Linked DNA regions of Mus musculus: region 1 is linked to region 2. The links are chromatin loops, found by intact Hi-C in ENCODE. Cell type or tissue: left cerebral cortex. All regions are shown on one strand. Links, peaks and the distances in the headings refer to the core of each region. The heading gives the core; the rest is flanking DNA.

Region 1 (5,368 bases), core at 85-5,084, 66 kb after region 2:
GACACTCCCAGAGGCCTAGAGCCAGGGCTGTCCCTGTGCTTGTCTCTGTGAGGTAGAGTGTGGCCAACCATCTGTTTGCCTTTAGCCACAAATCTGGAGGACCTGGGGAAACTGTTGGGGCAGCATCTTTAGACTGGGTTAGGGACACACGCTGTGAAGTCACACGGTCAGGAGAGCAGCAACACACCAAGACCCTAGTGTGGAGGCAGGAGGCTGATTGCAGAGCAGGAGGGAGGGCGCAGGGTCAGAGACAGTGTCCACCAGAGGAAATGCCAGGAGGCCTAGCACTTCTAGGCTGCAGGGCACTTTTGAACCTGGGGCTTACTCTGGTCAGGCCCCGTGGCAGCCTCAGTGCACTATCATCTTGGTCCCACCCCATGGGAGAGACTGCTGAGGGCTCTGGCTGGGTCAGACCCCGCAGTGTAATGCCAGGGGTGGCGGGGTGGGCAGCCATGTCAGCGTCTCCATGCTCACACTTCTAAAGGTTGTAACACTAGGGCACCCTTGGCAACTGTTTCACAGAACTACTGCAGGCCAGCCGCAGAGGACTCATGCCCCACAGTGCACCTCAAGTGAAGGCCCTTGCTCTCATGAAGCGTATCTGCCACTGCAGGCAGGACAGGTGACAGAAACCAATTCAATTTTAGAGGGAATTCGATTCTCCTTTGAGGCTGACCTGTTTAGTGCAGTGGGGGTCGACGGGAGGCTAACCCTAAAAGTCTGAAGGCATTTCTGTGGTTAGCTCCGGAGCTGCTCTGGACTGCAGTGGGGGGAGTTCAGGGGCACTGCTGAGCGTCCACAGGGTACAGGTCCCAGCACTGGGAGTTTGTTTCCTTGTCCACTGCTCATCTGCTCAGGAGACAGCCTGCTCACAGGAGCTCCTGTGCCGCACAGCCCCACCCATGGGGGCACCCTCTCTGGGTGCTAAGCAGTGGCCTGTGCAGGGAGTTCTAGCCTCTGAATGCCTGTGGGGAGAGGGGGAACAGCTTTGTGGGGACAACATGGCTGGGTAGCTATTGCAGGCTTCTGAACATGGCTTCTAGTAAGAGGCTACTCTGGAAAGCTGAGGCAAGACAGTGGGCAGAACCTGGGAGCTCTGGGCTGCCTGGGCCATCTCCAGCTGGGCTCAGTGCCCTGACCTGCTGGCCCTTGGCCAGTTGTGGTGCTGAGGAACTGAACCTGGGCTTGTGCTCGCTAGGTGAGTGCTCTACCCCCAGGCTGCCCAGCCTGATGTTATGTTTACTCTGAGACTAAGGTGCCCAGGCTGGCTTCACACTAATGCTCCTCCTGCCTCCCAAGTGTGGGGATCACAGCTGTTCACCCCTAAGCACAGAGCCTACAACAAGCATCTCCCAGGAGAGAAGACAGCAAGCAGGACAGAGGCCATGCATCTGGAGGTAACCTGTCACCTGATATGCTTCTAAGCAGCACAACGCTGCGGCTCTCGGGAGAAACGTGTTTCCTTAAACTCCATGGACAGGCGCGCAAGAGACACCACAGGAGCCCTCTATGGGCGCCTAGCCTGGCCCCGCCCTCTCTGGGGGACAGCGGCCAGCACATCCTGCACACCCTGGAGTCTAGTACTCAACTTGCCATCTATACCAAATGCACAGTACGCATTTATCTCCACTCCACTGTTTGAACAGAGGCCACAGACCTCTCTCGGTACTAAGTGTGGATGTCTCTAGTCAAAGGGTTGTGGGGTGGAGCCACCAGAAGAGTGAACGCTTGATATTTTATCCCTAAAAGACAATGCCAGGCCACTGAAATGACTCAGCGGGCAAAGGCACTTGTAGACACCCTAAGACCTCAGTTTGCCCCCCAGGACCCATACAGTGGGGGGAGCCGACTCCCACAAGCCCCCTTCTCATCTCTTCCTGCATGCCACAGTCTGTGCCCACCTCACCACACAGAATCTAAACAAGAGAAGGCCAAATGGCCCCGAACATAACCAACTGTCACTTTATACCCCTCACTCCCACTTCGGGGGTCCTCACCCTGGCACCACACGTGCCAGCAGGAGTGGACGGTGTGAGGCTGCAGTGGAAGAGCAGCCTAGGAAATGTCAGGAGCTATGGAAGGACCTGCCATCCAGCTACGGCTCCTGCGCTCAAAGCCTCACCAAGGGCCCTTAGGTAACAGATGAGACATCGCCTGCCTGCCTGGGGGGGACCATCCCCATTCCCCACCCCCCCAGAAAGGCACACCTCCATAGAGTGAAGGACAGGAGCCAACAGAGTGTGTGCAGTGCTCCCCCTGGTGGCAGCAGGGGGTCTGCCACGCATGCTTTGGAGGGCTAAGGACTAGAAAGTCATTTCGCTACTCAGGAAACTAGACTCACTGACAATTAGATCTGAACTAAAACACACAATACAAATGAACTAACGCAGAGACGCTCAAAGGGAAGCTGAAGGGAGCAGTTTCAAAATGTAGGGCGCTGGCTACTGAGAGCCCAGTGGGTAGGGCCCAAGTCGGGCTTCAGCATCTGTGTGGGCGGCTCACACCCCCAATCACTCCAGCTCCAAAGGACCAACACCTCTTGTCTCTGCAGGCATTGCACTAACCATTCCCCCACCCCCCCACAGGCACATAATTTAAAGCAAAATAAAGTCTTTTAAAACATGTTGCTGCTCAGACCATTGAGTTGGCTCGGTGGGTAAAAGCACGAGCTGTGTACACAGGACCCACACAAAGGGGGAGGAGAGCCAGCTCCTTAACGCTGGCTCAGCCTCCAGCACATGCTTGGGATGTGTGTACACCCCATGCTCATGGCATGTGTGTACGCGCGCACGCACACACACACACACACACACACAAAAACAGTAATTTTCTCTAAAAAAAATTTAAAATCTAGCAAGGTCTCCATCCTATGGCCATGGGCTGTGAGCACCCAACTGTCCTCAGAGACCATGACACACTGGAGTAAGAAGCAGGCTCCTGGCGGGGAGCGGGGGTGGGGAGCGGCCCAGGGAGAAGCCTCTCCTGTCACTGAGCAGATGCAGCAGGCACGCCTGCCTCAAGCACATTACTCCTGCGTCAGCCTGGACCAAGTGCTAGGGCAAACCGCAGTGTCGTAGGTCTCTGGGGAATGACACTCACAGGACACAGTATGACTCCCTGCTAATGACAGAAGCCGAGTTACCTAGGGTCAAACCCAACACCACCTGGTGTGGGCCATGATCCCCGCTCCTCTGGGTGGGGTGGCCTGTGGGGTAGTGATGGCCATGCAGTCAGGCCTCAGACTTCACTGCCAGGTCACAGAGAAAGCAGAGGTAAAGAGACAGTGAGCCAAGCTAGAAGGTCAGACAGCCTGGGCAACCAATGCCTAGATGCCTAAAACAAAAAAAAAATTCAAGTCCTGGTGCAGCAGAGATTGAAGAGAGAAGCTGTGCTATAATGCCAGGCTCTGCAGAGGGAGGGAGCCATAGCGGAACTACGTGGCTGAGCCTGTCACACTGTGCAGGGCTGCCCTGTGACCACTGGGCAATGAGGAAGCTGATGGAACATGGGCTGTTAGCCATGTGGTTTAGTGCTGCTGCAGCTCTAGTTAGCTGCGAAGCAGGATTCTATAACGCTCCTACGATCGCTGGCAAAAAGTCCACATCCCTGTTCAGTGACAAACACATCCAGATGAGGAGCCCGCTGGCAGCAAACAGCACCGTGCGGAGTGTGTCGGCAGGCGCAGGCAGGGTGGAATGTGAGCAGACACTTAGGATCATGGGGTAGAGAACCCAGGCTGGAAGCCCAGCACATAAATCAACAGTTCACAGGTCGCAGGGACAGGTTAGCCCAGGAAGGTGAGTGATGCCTGAGTGTGGCTACAGGAAGAGTCCCTTGCCACCCCTGCACCCCACAGCCAGCAATAGCAGCCCTTGGGAGAGGCCACACTCTGGGCTGACAGGAAGGCCACTGGAAACCAACACAATTACAGGCACTTGCCACTGTGTGGCACTGGGTCAGTGGGCCACACACTTCCTTTTTCCGTAGACTGCTGGCTTGAGCTATTCAGAACATCTAAAGTTCAGTCCTCGGTTTATCAAGTGCATCAGGCAAATGATCTAAGACTAAATGAACTGTTTCTAGAAACTTCCATGCTCTATGTAAAGATGTCACACCTACTGTGTATACGTGGACAACTGATGTGCCTGGTGCTGCCATGCCCATAAGCTTTCTGAGGACAGAAAGTCTCCCTCACCAGTCACCCAACAGAGCCTGGAGAGTTTGAACTGGACTCAGCTTCAAAAGCTGTGGGAGCCTGCAGAACATCCAGGGAGCATGGCGGCACCGTCGCCTTACCCAGAGACCCATCGTGCTGTGACTGCAGGGTCCTCCTAGCCTCCACACGACATGGTCACATATGTGGGAACTATTCCTGCCTTCTGAAACCTTGCCACTTGAGCCCTCGGTATTTTCAGCTTTAGTGTGGGTAGAGCAAGCCTGACGGTTCAGGCCAGAGCCCATCGCCAAGCTCCTGCTTCACATCCTTCTGGGCAGGGCAAAGTGGAAGTGGCCTCCATAAGCTCCAGCCAGCTCTGCATGAGAGAGGCTGAGCCTGCATCCCAGGCTGACTTGGTACCCATGAGTACATCTGTCCATCGTTCACGTCCCCTCTAATTAATACAATCTTGTGCATCTTCCTGGTCAGAAAGCACACCAGGCTCACAAGGTAGTCTCCGCTCTGGCTCTTCAGCTCCACCTATCCCCGGCTTAGGACTTCCTGGGGTCGCCAACACACAGGGATGGTGAAAGGGACTGCACTTCCCACCTGTGGCCACACGAGGGCGGCTTTGGGCCAGTATTAGAAGCCAGGCGGGGAGATATGGCAGTTAGGAGTCTGGCTGGTGTGGACCACATGGTCAGGCAGAGGCCAGTGCAGGTCCAGCGAGTGCCTTACCTTGGGCTGCATATCTGCAGGAGCCATCCTCCACCAGGACGTTGTAGAAGGGCTGATGGTGGCCATGAGGCAGGCTGTGCACATTCATGTTTCGGATCCACTCATGCCCCATCATGCACGTAGGGTCCCAGCCGTAGATCACACAGTTGTAGCCGTACCTGTGGAGCAGGGGAAGATGGCCAGTGAGTTCCTAGGGAGCCCGGCTAGGGCTCTCACACCTTCTGTCCATTCCCTGCTTTTACCCTGTGTCGAGTCCCTCGGACACCCTGTCCCTCTTACAAACCCTCACTGTCAACAAAGCACATCACTGGAAAAGAATAACCTGTTGTTATTGCTGTTTGATTTTTGTAGACGGTTCTCACTGTGCAGCTCTGGTTGTCCTGGAACTATGTAGATCAGGCTGGCTTCAAACTCATGGAGCTCAGCCTGCCTGACCCTTGAATACTGGGATTAAAGATGTACACTGCCATACCT
Region 2 (5,368 bases), core at 216-5,215:
AGCACAAAAAGACAAGCTTTGAACTAATGGACCAAAGGTGCTTGCCCTTGTATTCATAACAGCCGTACTGTAAGCACTCACAGAGGGGCCCTGGTAGATCTCACTAGCCAGCTTGTGCAGGGAAGCATCCACCCCCATCTGTTTAGGGTTCCAGCCTGAGGCTCCCTCCTGGGTCCCCAACAGCCTTGGGTCTCTCTGCCTATAGAGGCCTGAAGCCAAGCAGTCATGCGTGTCACTGGAGTGAGACTGGGGGTGAGTCTGCACTCCCATCTTGCCATGCGGCCTCCATGCCGCACCCCAGGACTGTGGTCATCTGTTGTTGGTGTGCTTTCACAGCAGGATTTCTTATACCCAGGGCCGATCTTGAGCTTGCTTTGTTGTAGCCTCATAGCCAAGAATCACCTTGAACTCTTGGTCCTCCTGCCTTCATCTCCCTGGTGCTGGGATCTCAACCTCCATTGTTTCACATTATACCTACTTCATGGTGGCCAAGAAACCAGTAAATGGTCTGAAACAAATTGAGTATGTACATGTGTGTGGTACCAGGGCGAAGCCAACATCCTCTGAGGCCTGATTTTTAAAACACCATGGTAGTACCTTGAATAAAATAAAAAACCTCCCTTAGGGCTCTGGTTACATTTTTCCCTTCCAAGGAACTGCTTTTAGCATTTAACTTCTGAACTGTGCTTATGGGAAGTGTACTTTGCACCCTGAAGCCAGTGTGGTAGCCTCTATGTAGCCCTGTGATGGCTCCCTGTCTCCACTCACCCCTGACCCTGGTCCACAATCACTGTCACAGTTGGGCAGTTCTTGTCCCCGTGGTCCATCTGCACCTGCGTGTGAGCAGGTAGAGATCTGCACGTCGTCCCATGGTCCACTGTCAACTTGTCCTGTGGTGGCCTCATGTGGTGCAGTTAATTACGACATCCCACCCCATCCAGTCATTCACATCCATGGAGTCTCATTTCCCTGTCAGCCTAATGATCACTCCTTAACTGGGCATTCCTCCTCCCTCGGGCTGCTGAAGACTTCTTGCGTGCTCCCATGTTTAAAGTGGCATCCTCCCATATGTATGCTTTACTCTGATCAGTGTTCACTAGCACTAACCCAGGGCGTCACCAGGACCTCCATTCAGTGTGATGCCCCTGCCTCCACGCTTCCCACTGTTGGCCATGCCGTCTCATAAAGTTCGTGGTCAGGGTCGGTGTCTTCATTCTGGAAGATGGATGGTTGTTTGTGAGCAGGAGCGTAGTATTCACGTCCTCACTGCCCCTGCACTGTGAATGAAGGCGGCAGCCTCACCCCTTCCACAGCCGCCCAGCTCTGTCTAAAAGGTCGGTGATTCTGCACGGCAGGGGTGATAGTGGTCTGTGGTAGAAGGCTGCCCAGGCTTCTGAAACAGAAGCTCTGGGCCTGTCTTGTGCTGCTGATGCAGCCTGTGGCTGGTAGCCTGACTTCACCAGGCAGGCAGGCAGGCAGGCAGGCAGGCAGGCAGGCTCTCAGTTTTCCTTAGCTTAGCAGTCACTGAAGGTATGGTGGGTCCAACGGTAGCTGGAATGTGAGGCTATAGTCATGCTGCATCTGCAGTCAGGAGAGAGGGATACATGCAAGAGCCAGACTCCTTCCCTGGCCACTCACCCAGCAGCAGTGTTGAATTTTGGACACTGAACTAAAAAAAAGAAAAAGAAAAAGGAAGAAAAGAAAAAAGAAACAAAGACAAGCAGAAAACCTGGACAGATCTCAAGACGCCGGGACCCGGGAGGTGATAAACAGAGGGAAGAAAGGGAGTTCGGGACTTAATAAAACACCGTCTGTAGAAAGGAAGTTAGCTCTCCTTAGCTCTGGCCGCTGCTCCCCAAGGGCAAGTTTACCAAACTTTTGGAAAAATGTGCTCTGAAATCCAGCTCTTCTGGCTCAGAACTGTAACACCCATCCTTGTACCTTGTGTGCCTGGTGACCACAAACAGGCAAGTTTCCGTGATGCCTTCAGGGCCTGGACAGTGAGGGAGGCACAACCTCCAGGTAAACGTCACCCCAGGCCCTGGAGTAGCTTGCCTGGCTTTTTGGCAGATTTGTTTCTGATCTCAAGACAAAGCTCCTCTGTGTTGCAGGTGACTCCCATGGGAGAATCCCTCCAGGACGCTCTAGGGGCTGCGGTGCTGGTTCTTGCAGGCTTCCTCAGTTACCCCCTTCTCCCCGTGCTCTTCTTCCAGAGTGAGGATCCATGACCTCCGCAGCGATAAGATCGCCCTGTCGCTGTCTGCCCATCAGCTGGGGGTGTCCGCAGTCCAGATGGATGACTGGAAGGTTGTCAGTGGAGGCGAGGAGGGGCTGGTGTCTGTGTGGGATTACCGCATGAACCAGAAGCTGTGGGAAGTGCACTCCAGGTAAGCTGACTCCCGTGTACAGACTGTGGTTCCAGGCCACCTGTGCCCTCGTTGCGCCTTCCTGAAAGCACTTTTGCTGGAGAGGTGACCTAGGCTTGGAAAGATACCAGTCCAAGACCTGAACTCCTCTCTCGGTAATACAGCCCTCACTAAGCATCCTAGCTGCTTAGGACGCAGTGAAGGCCTCACAACTGTGGCACAGGTTACGGTATGAATGCCTTCATCTTTATTACCAGGGAAAGGAGGGAGCCAGCTTGGGGAGACTGATTTCCAGTGTACAGGAGGATGGGTTGGCGCAGAACCCCTCCATGTGCCAGACTCAATGTGTCTGTCTGTGCCTCCCTTCAGTGTGAGGAAGGGCACTTGGGGTGCAAGTTGAGTGGGCCTCAGCTAAGGGGGGGTCATCTCAGCGTGAGCAGGAGTGTTGAGAGGAGAATCCTGTCTGGGCACAGGCCACAGAGTTCTAGGACTGGAGCCCTGCTGTGCGATTGTTCATGTGAGCCTGCCTCAGTTGTGACTTGAGAAGCAGCCTGGAGTCCCCTAGCTGAACACTGGCTCCTCTGGAACGAGAGGGTGTGACGCTGTGGAAGTGCCCAGCTTGAGAGCATAACATAGCTTTCACCAGATACAAAACCAAGACAGCTCTGCCTTTATTTAAGTGAAGGTCTGTGCACCTTTGAGAGGGTTTGTGAAGCCAAAGTAAATTTGGGTTCCTTCTTGGCCGGCAGGGCGGTGAATACTTTGGCTAGCAGCTCTTATCAGATCAGAACCCCTGTCTACCACACTGCCTCAGGCCTTGCCCTTCCCCAACTTCACTGCTGATACACCATGGTGCCACCAGGTGGTGCCAAAAGGCAGCTCAAACGTCCCACACTGGAACCAGCATTTGCCTGAAAGCCAGTACTCTCGTTGGTTCTCTGTGTGTCCAGGACAGTGCCTGTCCTTCTCACCACCAAGGGGAGGCCCCTGCGCTTCACACCCCCACTAAGGCCTTCTCTCCGTAGGCGCCCTGTGCCTGTTCCACGCTCCGTCTAGTGCAGCTGCTGTCTGCTCCCCTGTCTTGAGCCTGCCTTCCCTCACCAGCTTCCTCTCCTTCGTGTGCTTTTGCCAAAGGGCCTGTTCTTGCCACAGGCCTCCCCCCTCCCTCCCTAGTGGTCTCAGCTAGCCCCCCTGGGTGTGGTAGTCCTCCTCCTTGCAGAGGTGGGCTCCTAGCTTCCCACTACTGTGGAGCCTCTGAGGGCAAGCACCCATCTTTAGGAGCCTACACTCTCTGTTGTACCCTGGGTCACAGTATGGCCTCACCAGATGCAGGTGCTGTCAACTGTAGCCATCACCCTGAGGATAAGAACTGGCCCATGGCTCTTCGGCTTTCTGAGCCATGTTGTAGGTTTGTCTCAAGCTGAATGCTCTTATATCCCAAATACACCAACTTGTTGAGGCAGGCAGCTAGAATAGGAGGTTAGCAGTGTGTTTGCTAAATGACATGGTGCCAGAGCAGGCCTTGCTTGCGCCTGCTTTGGAGCTGAAGCTGGGCCCAGTTCCTTCTCCATAATGGAAAGTGCCTAGGGTTCTGCCAGGCCCAGCCGGGGAAGGCTGCTCCCACCTTACAGCTCTCTTCCTCCCACCGCAGGCACCCTGTGCGCTATCTCTCCTTCAATAGCCACAGCCTCATCACTGCCAACGTGCCCTACGAGAAGGTGCTGCGAAACTCCGACCTCGACAACTTTGCCTGTCACAGGAGGTCAGTGTGGGGTTGGGCGGAGTTTGCACAATCTGAGAAATGGCTCCATGTGTGTCCCTGCTCCGTCCCAGTCACACCGGCCTCTCGGGGTATCGGCCACTGTCCTGGCTTTGTAGAAATTTGGAGCCCATGCCGAGTGTCTGTCTGCAGTTCTGCAGCTGCTCCTGGGGTTGGGGGCAGCAGAGACACACTGTCAGTTAACAGGCAGACTGCGCGGAGGTCCCTGCAGATGCTTCTTCATAGACACTGTCTCTGGGGTCTGCATATCTGACACAGTGGCCTCAGAGCAGTGATCGCAGTGAGAGCCAGCCAAGATTATGCCTGTCTCTTCACACAGCAGCCTTGCTGACTGGTGCTTATCTCTGCTTCCTCTAGACATCGTGGCCTGATCCATGCCTATGAATTTGCTGTGGACCAGCTGGCCTTTCAGAGCCCCCTTCCTGTCTGCCGCTTACCCCGTGACATCATGGCTGGATACAGCTATGACCTCGCACTGTCTTTCCCCCATGACAGTATTTAGGGTGTCACCTCATGTAGACGTGGAAAGGGCAGTTTTACAAATGTTAGAGTTGGAGAGAGGCTCTGCAGCACATGGTGGGAGTTTGGGGACAGTGTCCTGTATGACTGTGGCCACACAGCCCTGTTGCCCTGTACAGAACCAGACTCCATTGCTGCCTTTCTCCTCCTCCTCCTCCTCCTCAGGCTTTGGTAGGACTGGCTGATGACTCAGAGTTAACCTTTCCAGGGGTGGCTCCTCCCCCTCAGCCTATGGCAGCAGTGACACCCCCCCTCGTTCCATAGGCCAGGGACACAGGGCCTTCACTTGCACTGTCTCCTGGGTGTGGTGCTGAGGGTGGAACCAGAATCTCACACGCATAGGCAAGCGTCAGCCTCCAAGCTGCCTCCCCAGCTGTCAGCCTCCCCAGCTGTCTCCTCCAGGCACCCTCCAGTGCAGCCCCTCCTCTGGGATTCACACCGTTGATAATTATAGGGCCACCTTACCTGTAGGAGCTGTTCTGTCCTGTACATGTGCTATGAAGGAGACAGCCATCCTTCCTGCAGAGGGAAAGGGTCATTGCACAGGGATAGGGTCAGTCTCCAAGCCTAGCCGGTGGTGTCTCTTCCTGACAAACGCAGCCATAGCTCACCCACTCTGCCTTCAGAGTGTCATGGACAAATCCACACATAGTGGCCAGGAGACCCAGTCAGAGCTCTTCAGAATCCCCACAGACCAGGCACC

What was found. A loop is a pair of places that touch in the nucleus more often than their neighbours do. Peaks named below come from ENCODE experiments on the same cell type or tissue, not always from the same donor. Only the 100,000 strongest peaks of a DNase experiment are listed, where the experiment ranks them.
Region 1: it touches region 2 in a loop (5-fold over the local background); 29 of 42 quality-filtered maps call a loop at or near these places.

What each region holds. Positions count from the first base shown.
Region 1 is chr5:118,001,699-118,007,066 of GRCm38, reverse strand. Fbxo21 (F-box protein 21) reads right to left here. Exons shown (of 12, transcript NM_001346588.1): 11 at 4,895-5,052. Among named protein-coding and RNA genes, the nearest start is that of Tesc, 23 kb to the left of the region's middle. In left cerebral cortex, for the core only: CTCF peaks have their summits at 2,266 (motif pointing left) and 4,762 (motif pointing right); DNase peaks (open chromatin) are centred at 2,284, 2,997 and 4,763; H3K27ac peaks cover 443 bases.
Region 2 is chr5:118,067,365-118,072,732 of GRCm38, reverse strand. It overlaps Fbxw8 (F-box and WD-40 domain protein 8), which reads left to right. Exons shown (of 11, transcript NM_172721.2): 9 at 2,214-2,387; 10 at 4,018-4,128; 11 at 4,504-5,368. The coding sequence ends at 4,648. Gm30466 (a long non-coding RNA gene) reads right to left here and starts at 2,218. Exons shown (of 2, transcript XR_387640.4): 1 at 1,303-2,218; 2 at 1-1,215. In left cerebral cortex, for the core only: a CTCF peak has its summit at 3,223; DNase peaks (open chromatin) are centred at 3,235, 4,065 and 4,941; H3K27ac peaks cover 930 bases.